Regions from separate parts of the Homo sapiens genome. Here region 1 is linked to region 2. The links are chromatin loops, found by intact Hi-C in ENCODE. Cell type or tissue: PC-9. All regions are shown on one strand. Links, peaks and the distances in the headings refer to the core of each region. The heading gives the core; the rest is flanking DNA.

Region 1 (5,373 bases), core at 319-5,318, 350 kb after region 2:
CCAGTCAGCACAGTGTGGGCCCGGCCACAGCTTCTGGCCTGCCATTCTGAGGCCACATCTCTGAACCCTAACGTCCACAGGGGAGGGGAAGTGTGTGCTAGGCCAGCTGCCCTCACCCTGCTCCCTCATGCTTACACAGGGGCTGTGTGGATTTAAAAATTCATCTTAAAATTCTTTTTAACAGCAATAATTGAGGACAGTTTAAACAATGGGGAAGTGTAGGCCGGGCGCGGTGGCTCACGCCTGTAATCCCAGCACTTTGGGAGGCCGAGGCGAGTGGGTCACTTGAGGTCAGGAGTTTGAGATCAGCCTGGCCAACGTGGTGAAACCCCGTTTCTACTAAAAATACAAAAAATAGCCGGGCATGGTGGCTCGCGCCTGTAGTCCCAGCTACTCGGGAGGCTGAGGCAGGAGAATCGCTTGAACCCAGGAGGCAGAGGTTGCAGTGAGCTGAGATTGCACCACTGCACTCCAGCCTGGGTGACAGAGTGAGACTCTGTCTCAAAAAAAAACTGGGGAAGTGTAACAGGCATGCTGCCGTCCACCTCCATCAGCTACAGCTCAGTTCAGCTGATGAAATGCCCAGGCCAGGGGCACAGCTGGTTTCTTGCGGCACCGGGCAGTGCCTATCCCCAGGTATCATCTTTTCTATATTCATATTTAAGACCAAGTTTAATGGTGACCCAGCCCAGTCGCTGACGGAGAAGAGGTAAGCACAGAATAAATTTATCTGGGATCTTTAATAACTGGTGGTCTGAGTCACGGAGCATCCCACCCACCCCGTCAACCCTGGTGCAGCAAAATGAAATTCACCAGATAGAGTGAGGCCACCACCCTCCCCGCCCCACCTTCACCCTGACCTGGGTGTAACAACAACCTCTGGCCCATCAACTGCTAAAGGGACTTTGTTGGTGGGGTGAGATGGCTCATGCCTGTAATCCCAGCACTTTGGGATGCCAAGGTGGGCAGATCACCTGAGGTCAGGAGTTTGAGACCAGCGTGGTCAACATGACAAAACTCTGTCTCTACCAAAAATACAAAAATTAGTCAGGCATGGTGGTGCATCCCTGCAGTCCCAGCTACTTGGGAGGCTGAGGCAGGAGAATCGCTTGAACCTGGGAGGCAGAGGTTGTAGTGAGCCGAGACTGTGCCACTGCACTGTAGCCTGGGCGATACAGCGAAACTCCAACTCAAAAAAAAAAAAAAAAAAAAGCGTTTGTCTTCTGGTCTCCTCCACTCCCTGAGAAGCGAGATCCCCAAGGGCGTTTCAGCCCCACAGTGGGACCTGCAGTGTCTCCGAGGCTGCTCAGGCATTTTCCTCGGGGCTTCAGGCAAATAAAAGATATGTTCTCTCCACCTGTGTTAGTTCCCTGCGGCTGCCATTACAAAGATCCCCAAATTAGAGGACTTACAACAACAGGAATGTCTTCTCTCCCACTTCTGGAGTCTGAAGTCCAGGTGTGGGCAGTGTTCCCTCCAAACACCCTCATGAGGTGTCCTTTCCTGTCCCTTCCAGCATCTCGTGGCTCCTGTTGGGGCAGGAGACCAGGGTCTGGAGGCAGGGAACTGAAGGCCAATTCCCGCTGATTTCCTATAACTAAGTCAAAAGGAAAACCCCAACTTTCCACGCCCAAGTAACAAAAGAACCAGAGGCTACTCTCTTTGCATGGCGCCCCCTTTTCTGTGTGGCAGACGAAAAATGGAAAATACCTCTGATTTGTCCCCTCCCGCAACCAATCAGGCTGGCTGTGGGCCAAGTCTTCATTTGCATAGAAGTGTAACTTTGTAACTTCATTTCAGCCTCTAATTGGTCACTTTCTGCAACCAATCAGAATGATCACAGGCCACTACTTCATTTACATAAGATGTACACCAGGTAACCAATGGGAAACCTCTAGAAGGTATTTAAACCCCAGAAAATTCTGTATCCAGGTTCTTGAGCCGCTTGCCCACTCCCATCCTGTGGAGTGTACTTTTGTTCCATCTTGGCTCACTGCAACCTCCGCCTCCCAGGTTCAAGTGATTCTCCTGCCTCAGCCTCCCGAATAGCTGGGACTACAGGTGCCCGCCACCACGACTGGTTAATTTTTGTATTTTTAGTAGAGACAGGCTTTTGCCATGTTGCCCAGGCTGCTCTCGAACTCCTGGCCTCATGTAACCCACCCGTCTTGGCCTCCCAAACTGTTGGGATTACAGGCGTGAGCCACCTCACCCGGCTGCTTTTGTTGCTTCATTCTTTCCTTGCTTTGTATGTGCGTTTTGTCCAATTCTTTGTTCAAGATGCCAGGAACCTGGCTGCACACCCTCCACCGGTAACACCGAGACTCCTCAGAGTCCCTTGGGTTGTGGACCCGTCACTCCACTCTCTATCACCACATGGCCTTCTTATAAGGACACCAGTCGTAGGAATTAGGGTCCATTCTAGTCTTGTATGGCCCCATTGCCCCATCTTAATGATATCTGCAATGACCCTATTTCCAAATAATGTCACATTCTTCTTCTTCTTCTTTTTTTTTTTTTTTTAAGACAGGGTCTCACTCTGCCGCCCAGGCTGGAGTGCAGTGGCACAAATAGGGCTCACTGCAGCGTTGAAATCCTGGGTTCAAGTGATCCTCCTGCATCAGCCGCCTGTGTAGCTGGGACCACAGGCATGTGTCACCATGCCTGGCTAATTTTTTGATTGTATTTAGAGATGGGGTTTCGCCATGTTACCCAGGCTGCCTCCTAAAGTGCTGAGACTACGGGCGTGAGCCACCACACCCAGCCTAACGTCATATTCTGAGGTTTAGGATGAATGTGAATTTTGGGGGGTCTTGATTTAACCCACTAAACTATCCTCCATCACAAATCCTGTCCACATAGGAGAGAGCTGAGGTTTCCCTGAGTTTGGAGGATGGGGTCTGGCCCCTCCTGCATCATCGCCTTGTGTCCTCCACCTTCCTCCCTCCAGCCTAGCCGCCTGGGCCTTCTCTTCGCTCCTCCAGCTGAGAGAGGCATCCATTCCAGACCCCTCTCCTCTTGGGCTGGAATGTTCTCCACATCTTCAGATGATCCCTCTCTCAGAGGGTTCCCCCTCGGCCTCCCTGGTCTTTCTTCATTGCATTGTCCTGCTTTGCTGCCTCGGCCAGTGGTCGCTGTTGGAACTTGTCTCCGTGCAAGCTCGCTGCTTCTCTGCCCCCCACACCCCCAGGCCATGGCTGCCGTGAGGTTGGGGACCTGGTTGCTCTTGTTCATGCAGCAGCTCCAGGATCTGGCTCAGCGCCTGGTGCCAAGCAGACTCTCAATAAACATTTACTGAATAAACAAAAGGAATCAATGACCAGCCCCTCATGAATGCCCAGCGTCTCCTTCTTGAGAAATTTCCAGCAGAACAAGGAGGTCAGCTGTGGCCAAACTAGCGGACCCTTTGTCCTTCCTTTACAGCTGGATTTAGGATACAAAGCCTGAAAAACACTGCCATCTAATGGACTCACAGGAGAAGTGTTTTGTTTCTAAATTACAACCACATATTCAAACAATGGGCTGAAGGACCAAACACGCCGTCCACAGGAGAAAACGTTAAAGGAGCGGTCCTGGCCTGCACTCCACTCTGCACAGAGCACGCAGATGATCCCTAGGGTCTGTCTCAGACGGAAGCCAGATATTTAGTGTTGCCAGATAAAACACAGGACGCCCAGTTAAATTTGAAGTTCAGATAAACAATGAGGAACTTTTTAGTATAAGTATGACCCAAATATTGCATGGAACGTATTTATGCTAAAAAGTTACGCGTTTATCTGAACTTCAAATTTAACTGGCAACTCTACAAGGACTGGGTGGGGAGGGTCCTCTTTGGCTGAATGGCTCTCACAAGGGCATGTTCCTGAGAGGCACAGAAGATAAAGCTGTCAATTTGCAATTGAGAGGGATTTACACCAGCCAGAGAACGGTGGCTAGCAGAGCGCTGTCCGAGGTGCTGAATTCAAAGACAAGCGCACTAAAAAGAATGTCCTTTGGAGGTTCCAAGAAAATTCAGACCTACGTGCCTATCATTAAGAGCAGGGGTCTCCAACACCCAGAAACACATTTTTCCCCATGGAGAAACACACCCACACATTTTTACCCCATGGAGAATTTACTAAACTTTTTTTTTTTTTTTGCGCAATGGAGTCTCGCTCTGTCACCCAGCCTGGAGTGCAGTGGTGCGATCACGGCTCACTGCAGCATCAGATTCTTTGGGCTCAGGTAATCCTCCCACCTCAGCCTCCCAAGTAGCTGGGACTACAGGTGCATGGCACCATGCCTACCTAATTTCTTTGTATTTTGGGGTAGAGATGGGGTTTTGCCATGTTGCCTAGGCTGGTCTCAGACTTCTGGGCTCAAGCAATCCACCCACCTCGGCCTCCCAAAGTGCTGGTATTACAGGCATGAGCCACCGTGCCTGGCCTCATTTTCTTCCTTTATACATTTTTGTTGTTGTTGTTGAGACAGTGTCTCACTCTTGTCGCCCAGGCTGGAGTGCAGTGGTATGATCTTGGATCACTGCAATCTCTGCCTCCTGAGTTCAAGCAATTCTTCTGCCTCAGCCTCCTGAGTAGTTGGGACTACAGGTGCGCCCCACTATGCCTGGCTATTTTTTGTATTTTTAGTAGGTGGTGTTTCACCAGGTTGGCCAGGCTGGTCTCGAGCTCCTGATCTCAGGTGATCCACCCGCCTCTGCCTCCCCAAGTGCTGGGATTACAGGTGTGAACCACCGTGCCCAGCCCTTTTATACATATTTATATGGCTGAAATCAGACTTCCCACCCCACCGCCCCCCTGCCCGGCCCTTACCGATACTTCATGCCTGTGCGCTGGGCGGTGCAGCCGTCCAGGGAAAGGCCGTGCATGCGGAGGAAGCTCTCCATGTTCCTGGCCTGGGCAGCCGCCCGCACCTCCCGCAGCCGCTGCAGTTCCAGCGTGTCCGTCTGGCGGACGGGGTGCAGGGCCCATTCAGAGTGGCACCTGCTGCTCACGCTCCGCAGACTCTCGCTGTACGTCATGGACAGCATGGTGCCGCCTGGCTTGGGAGCTGCCACTGTCCAGACGGTGATGAGTTAGACAGTGTGCCAATGCCCCACGTGCCCCAGGCTGGATGGCTGGCCCTGGGGCAGGGGGCAGCTGCAGCGAAACATCCTTTAACTAGTGCCACCACCAGGTCTTGGTGTCTAGGAGTGGGACCCGGCCCCTGGATGTAAACACCTCTTGGCATGAGATTCTCAGTCCGCAAAGCAGTGCTTGCCAGGAACTCTGGCTAAGCTGCCCTTTTCTGTCCCCTGCATCTGTGAGACAAGCACAGGCAAAGCTGCATTCCAGGCAGGACAGCTGCACCCCAAGTGTCCAAATGAAAACGGGA
Region 2 (5,373 bases), core at 142-5,141:
ATACGAAATTAGCCAGGCGTGGTGGCACATGCCTCTAATCCCAGCTACTTGGGAGGCTGAGGCAGGAGACTTACTTGAACCCAGGAGGCAGACGTTGTGGTGAGCCAAGATCGTGTCATTGCACTCCAGCCTGGGCAACAAGAGCGAAACTCCGTCTCAAAAAAAAAAAAAGAAAAAAGAAAAGAGAAAAGTAACATCTAAAAGCGATTATTGGCCAGGTGATTGCACCAATGCACTCCAGCCTGGGTGACAGAGCGAGACTGTCTCAAAACAAACAAACAAACAAATAAAACAAAACAAAAGAAAAGAAAAGCAATTATCTGGCCAGGCATGGTGGCTCATGTCTGTAACCCCAGCACTTTGGGAGGGCAAGGTGGGCAGATCACTTGAGGTCAGGAGTTCGAGACCAACTTGGACAACATGACGAAACCCCTGTAATCCAAGTTACTCAGGAGGCTGAGGCAGGAGAATCACTTGAACCCAGGAAGCAGAGGTTGCGGTGAGCTGAGATTGCCCCACTGCACTCCAGCCTGGGTGACAGAGTGAGACTCTGTCTCAAAAAAATGAAAATAAAAAAAGCAATTATCTAAACTTCCAGCTTAAGAAGCTAGAAAAAGATGAGCCAATTAAATCCAAAATGTGTCAAAGGAAGGAAATAAAAAGAACAGAAATCTAGAAAACAGAAAATAGATGAAATACTTGAAACCAAAAGCTGATTTATTTAAATCATCAATAAAATTGATAAACTAAGCTTGACTACTAAAGAAAAAAGAAATGTTGCAAGTTATTAATATTGGGGATGAAAGAGGGGAGTCACTATAGATGCCACAGACATTAAATGAATCATAATTTGGCAGGGTATGGTGGCTCATGCCTGTAACCCAGCACTTTGGGAGGTTGAGGCAAGCAGATCACTTGAGGTCAGGGGTTCGAGACCACCCTGGCCAACATGGTGAAACCCCATGTTCAACAACAAAATACAAAAAATACAAAAATTAGCCAGGCATGATTGCGGGTGCCTGTAATCCCAGCTACTCGGGAGGCTGAGGCAGGAGAATCATTTGAACCTGGGAGGTGGAGGTTGCAGTGAGCCAAGATTGTGCCACTGCACTCCAGCCTGGGCCACTGAGTGAGACTCTGTCTCCAAAAAAGAAAAGAAAGAAGTGCAGGCCAGGTGCAGTGGCTCATGCCTGTAAGCCCAGCACTTTGGGAGGCTGAGGGTGGATCACGAGGTCAGGAGATCGAGACCATCCTAGCTAACATGGTGAAACCCCATCTCTACAAAAAGTACAAAAAATTAGCTGGGCATGATGGCGGGTGCCTGTAGTCCCAGCTCCTCAGGAGGCTAAGGCAGAAGAATGACGTGAACTCAGGAGGCGGAGCTTGCAGTGAGCTGAGATTGCGCCACTGCATTCCAGCCTGGGCGACATAGTGAGACTCCATCTCAAAAAAAAAAAAAAAAAAAAAAAAGAAATGCAAAGATCCTTATATTCATTATTCATGCAATGCAACATTATACAGCAACAAGCATGCACAAATTCCTGCTACCCACTACAGCACTGATGTTGTGGATGGTTATTCCCTTTAGGGAGAAGAGGTCCCCATATTTGGCAGAAAGCAAGAGAAGCACTTCTGGGGTGCTGGTGATGTCTTCCTTGATCTGGGGACGGGTTAATGGGTGCATTCCTTTATGATCATGCATTAAGCCGTACAATTACGATTTGTGCATTTTTTCTGCAACTGCCCTTTATGAATACCCAGATGGTTTCTGTACCATGTGGTATCATAGGTAAGATACTAGCGCCCAGCACAGGGCCTGGTATATATAAGATGCTCAATAAATGCCTGTTTGGCCCTTGAGAATGCTCACTATGAATTAGGTATAATGGTGCTATCTACCAGGCTCTCCCTCTGCACCAGGCCCTGCTCTGATGTGTGCCTGGTAACTCACCTAATCTTTATACAAACTTGACAAGGTAGATACTATTATTGCCCCATTTTCAGATGAGAAAACTGAAGTGCAGAGGGGCCAAGGAACTTACCTAAGGCCACACAGCTAGGAGGTGCATGGAGGTGGGTTTGGACTGTAAGACTCCGGACCCTTTGGTTTATAACATTTTTACTCAACTAGTTAGCCGCCTCATCACCAGTTAGGAAGCCCCTCCAGGTCATTCCCGCTGATGCTGAATCTAACTTGAGTTATTGTCCTGCTGAGGACAGAAGGTAGTTCTGCTCTCTGAGTGATCCTAGGTGTCAAGATGAATGTGTGGCCGTTTCGCCCAAATCTCCCTCATCTGGTGGGCGTTTGGTTGGAAGGCAGTTCTTTCTCTGGGAGCCTGCTCACCAACGGTGAGGAAGCGACTCGGGCACCGTCTTGGGCTCCGGCCTCTGCTGGGTGGGGCTGCGGGCTGGGAGCAGTCGCCTCCAGTGTGTTGGCCACAGTCACACTGGTGCAGAGCTCCCGCTGATTATCTCCTGCACATGAGGGCCCTTTAGCTCTTCACACAGCAATTACTTGATGCATAAAACCAACATCGTTTTTCTTTAAGGCCCTTGAGAAACATACAATTATACCTCAGCTTTTTATTATCATGAGGAAAAATAGAATTACCCTTGACTGTGTGTCTTTTGTCATAATCACGGAGTTCTTGTTAAAAATTTGAGTGGGGGAACGTTTATTGTGATTTGTAGCAAGACCGCCCCAAGAGATGACGCCCAGGTGGGATCCCGGGTGGGGCGCGGGACCCAGCGCTTGGGAATTTGCTCGGCCCCTAGGTGGAGCCAGAGGGCCACAGACCGAGAGACGGAGCGCCTTGCGGCTTACGGGAAGCAACGCGGAGAATTTCACAGGTCATGTCACTTTTATTTATTTATTTATTTATTTATTTATTTATTTATTTATTTATTTATTTGAGACGGAGTCTCGCTCTGTCGCCCAGGCTGGAGTGCAGTGGCGCGATCTCGGCTCACTGCAAGCTCCGCCTCCCGGGTTCACGCCATTCTCCTGCCTCAGCCTCCCCAGTAGCTGGGACTACAGGGGCCTGCCACCACGCCCGGCTAATTTTTTTGTATTATTAGTAGAGACGGGGTTTCACCGTGTTAGCCAAGATGGTCTCGATCTCCTGACCTCGTGATCCGCCCGCCTCGGCCTCCCAAAGTGCTGTGATTACAGGCGTGAGCCACCGCGCCCGGCCAGGTCATGTCACTTAGATCTCCTCCCACTAACCCCGTTAATTTGCAGGCACCGGGGCACGGCTATAATTCTAGTTATAAAGTTTGACCTACTTAAAGAGATGATCTCCAAATGCTGCTTTTGGGAAATGAATGTATGTCTACTCCAAACATAGAGGTGTTTTTCTTCTCCGGGAAATGACCCATTTATTTTTGACCTTCCCTCTTGGATTATGGGTCCCGCTTTCAAATGGGTCGTTTATGAGTTTTAGGTCTCTTTGGAGTGGTTCATTCTGGGGTCAGAGCACTTGACTTTAAAGATCAGGTTAGGCCAGGCACAGTGACTCATGCCTGTAATCCCAGCACTTCGGGAGGCCAAGGCAGGAGGATCACTTGAGTCCAGGACTTCGAGACCAGCCTGGGAAACATACTGAGACCCCGTCTCTATAAAAATCAAAAGAATTAGCTGGCCATGGTTGGTGGTGCACACCTGTAGTCCCAGCTACTCAGGAGGCTCAGGTGGGAGAACCTCTTTAGTCCAGGAGGTTGAGGCTGCAGTGAGCTGTGATCATGCCACTGTACTCCAGCCTGGGGGACAGAGCAAGACATTGTCTCAAAGAAAAAAAAAAAAAGGCCGGGTGCGGTGGCTCACCCCTGTAATCCCAGCACTTTGGGAGGCCGAGGTGGGTGGATCACCTGAGGTCAGGAGTTCGAGACCAGCCTGACCAACATGGAGAAACCCTGTCTCTACTAAAAATAGAAAATTAGCCAGGCATGGTGGCACATGGCATGCCTGTAATCCCAGCTGCTTGGGAGGCTGAGGCAGGAGAATCTCTTGAACCCGAGAGGCGGAGTCTGTGGTGAGCTGAGATGGCACCATTGCACTCCAGCCTAGGCCACAAGAGCAAAATTCCGTCTCAAAAAAAAAAAAGGTTCAGTTAGGAGGAGAGGCTGTTCCTTTTTTTTTTTTTTTTTTGAGATGGTCTTACTCTGATGTCCAGATGATCTCCCCAGGCTCAGGAGATCCTCCCGCCTCAGCCTCCCATGTAGCTGGTACCACAGGTGCACACCACCATGCCCGGCTAATTTTTTTTTTTTTTTGAGACGGGGTTTTGCCATGTTGCCCAGGCTGGTCTGGAACTCCTAGGCTCAAGTGATCCACCTGCCTCAGCCTCCCCAAGTGCTGGGATTACAGAGGAGAGCCATCGTGCCCCTCTAAGTAGCCTCTTCTGTTTGTCTTTTAGATGTGTCGGCCCTTTGGGAACAGAAGACTATGTGTATGCTTCAGCATTTACTCACATTTCCTGCTGGCAACAGACTTAGGGTCTTGTCTATTCAATTCCATGGACAAGAGGAATAATCATGAAGTGTCTATCATCTCTGCAGAGGATAAACACAAGAGCTAAATTCATTAACATGAAAGAAACACAGTGGCTGTGTGAACAGAGCGGCTCTCCGGCTGCATCCTGTATGATTCCTGGGAGGCTGTGATGGCAGACCCTGGAGAATCCTGCAGTGTCCTCCTCTTGTGTGAATCCCAGCTTGAACCAGTTAGGGTCTTCTCCTTGGGCCAAGGTGATCTGAATCCCTCCCATCTGGTCAAACGCATCCATTCCTGCAGCCCCCAGGACCCCAGGGCTGCTTGGCTTCTCAAGCTGATTCACAAAGCTGTACACAGCCCTTCCTCTATGCCAGGCCCTGTTCCACACACCTTTCTTTTTTTCTTTTTTTTTTTTTTTTGAGACGGAGTCTCGCTCTGTTACCCAGGCTGGAGTGCATTGGTGTGATCTTGGCTCACTGCAATTTCTGCTTCCTGGGTTCAATCAATCCTCCCACCTCAGCCTCCAGAGTAGCTGGGACTGCAGGTGTGTGCCACCACAACCGGCTAATTTTTTTTCTTTTTTTTCAGACGGAGTCTCGCTCTGTCGCCCAGGCTGGAGTGCAATGGTGTGATCTCGGCTCACTGCAAGCTCTGCCTCCCTGGTTCATGCCATTCTCTAGCCTCAGCCTCCCGAGTAGCTAGGACTACAGGTGCCCGCCACCACGCCCGGCTAATTTTTTTTTTTTTTTTGTATTTTTAGTAGAGGCGGGGTTTCACTGTGTTAGCCAGGATGGTCTCAATCTCCTGACCTCGTGATCCACCTGCCTCAGCCTCCCAAAGTACTGGGATTACAGGCGTGAGTCACTGCACACTCGGCTAAT

Evidence for each region. Peaks named below come from ENCODE experiments on the same cell type or tissue, not always from the same donor. Only the 100,000 strongest peaks of a DNase experiment are listed, where the experiment ranks them.
Region 1: it touches region 2 in a loop (4-fold over the local background); 4 of 110 quality-filtered maps call a loop at or near these places.

Annotation. Positions count from the first base shown.
Region 1 is chr1:6,051,193-6,056,565 of GRCh38, reverse strand. KCNAB2 (potassium voltage-gated channel subfamily A regulatory beta subunit 2) reads right to left here. Exons shown (of 16, transcript NM_001199862.2): 2 at 4,812-5,055. The coding sequence starts at 5,029. Among named protein-coding and RNA genes, the nearest start is that of KCNAB2, 8.0 kb to the right of the region's middle. RefSeq lists an enhancer at 2,631-3,131. In PC-9, for the core only: a CTCF peak has its summit at 3,410 (motif pointing left); no DNase peak of the experiment used is centred there.
Region 2 is chr1:6,402,247-6,407,619 of GRCh38, reverse strand. No RefSeq gene overlaps it. Among named protein-coding and RNA genes, the nearest start is that of ACOT7, 11 kb to the right of the region's middle. In PC-9, for the core only: CTCF peaks have their summits at 2,527 and 2,729 (motif pointing right); no DNase peak of the experiment used is centred there.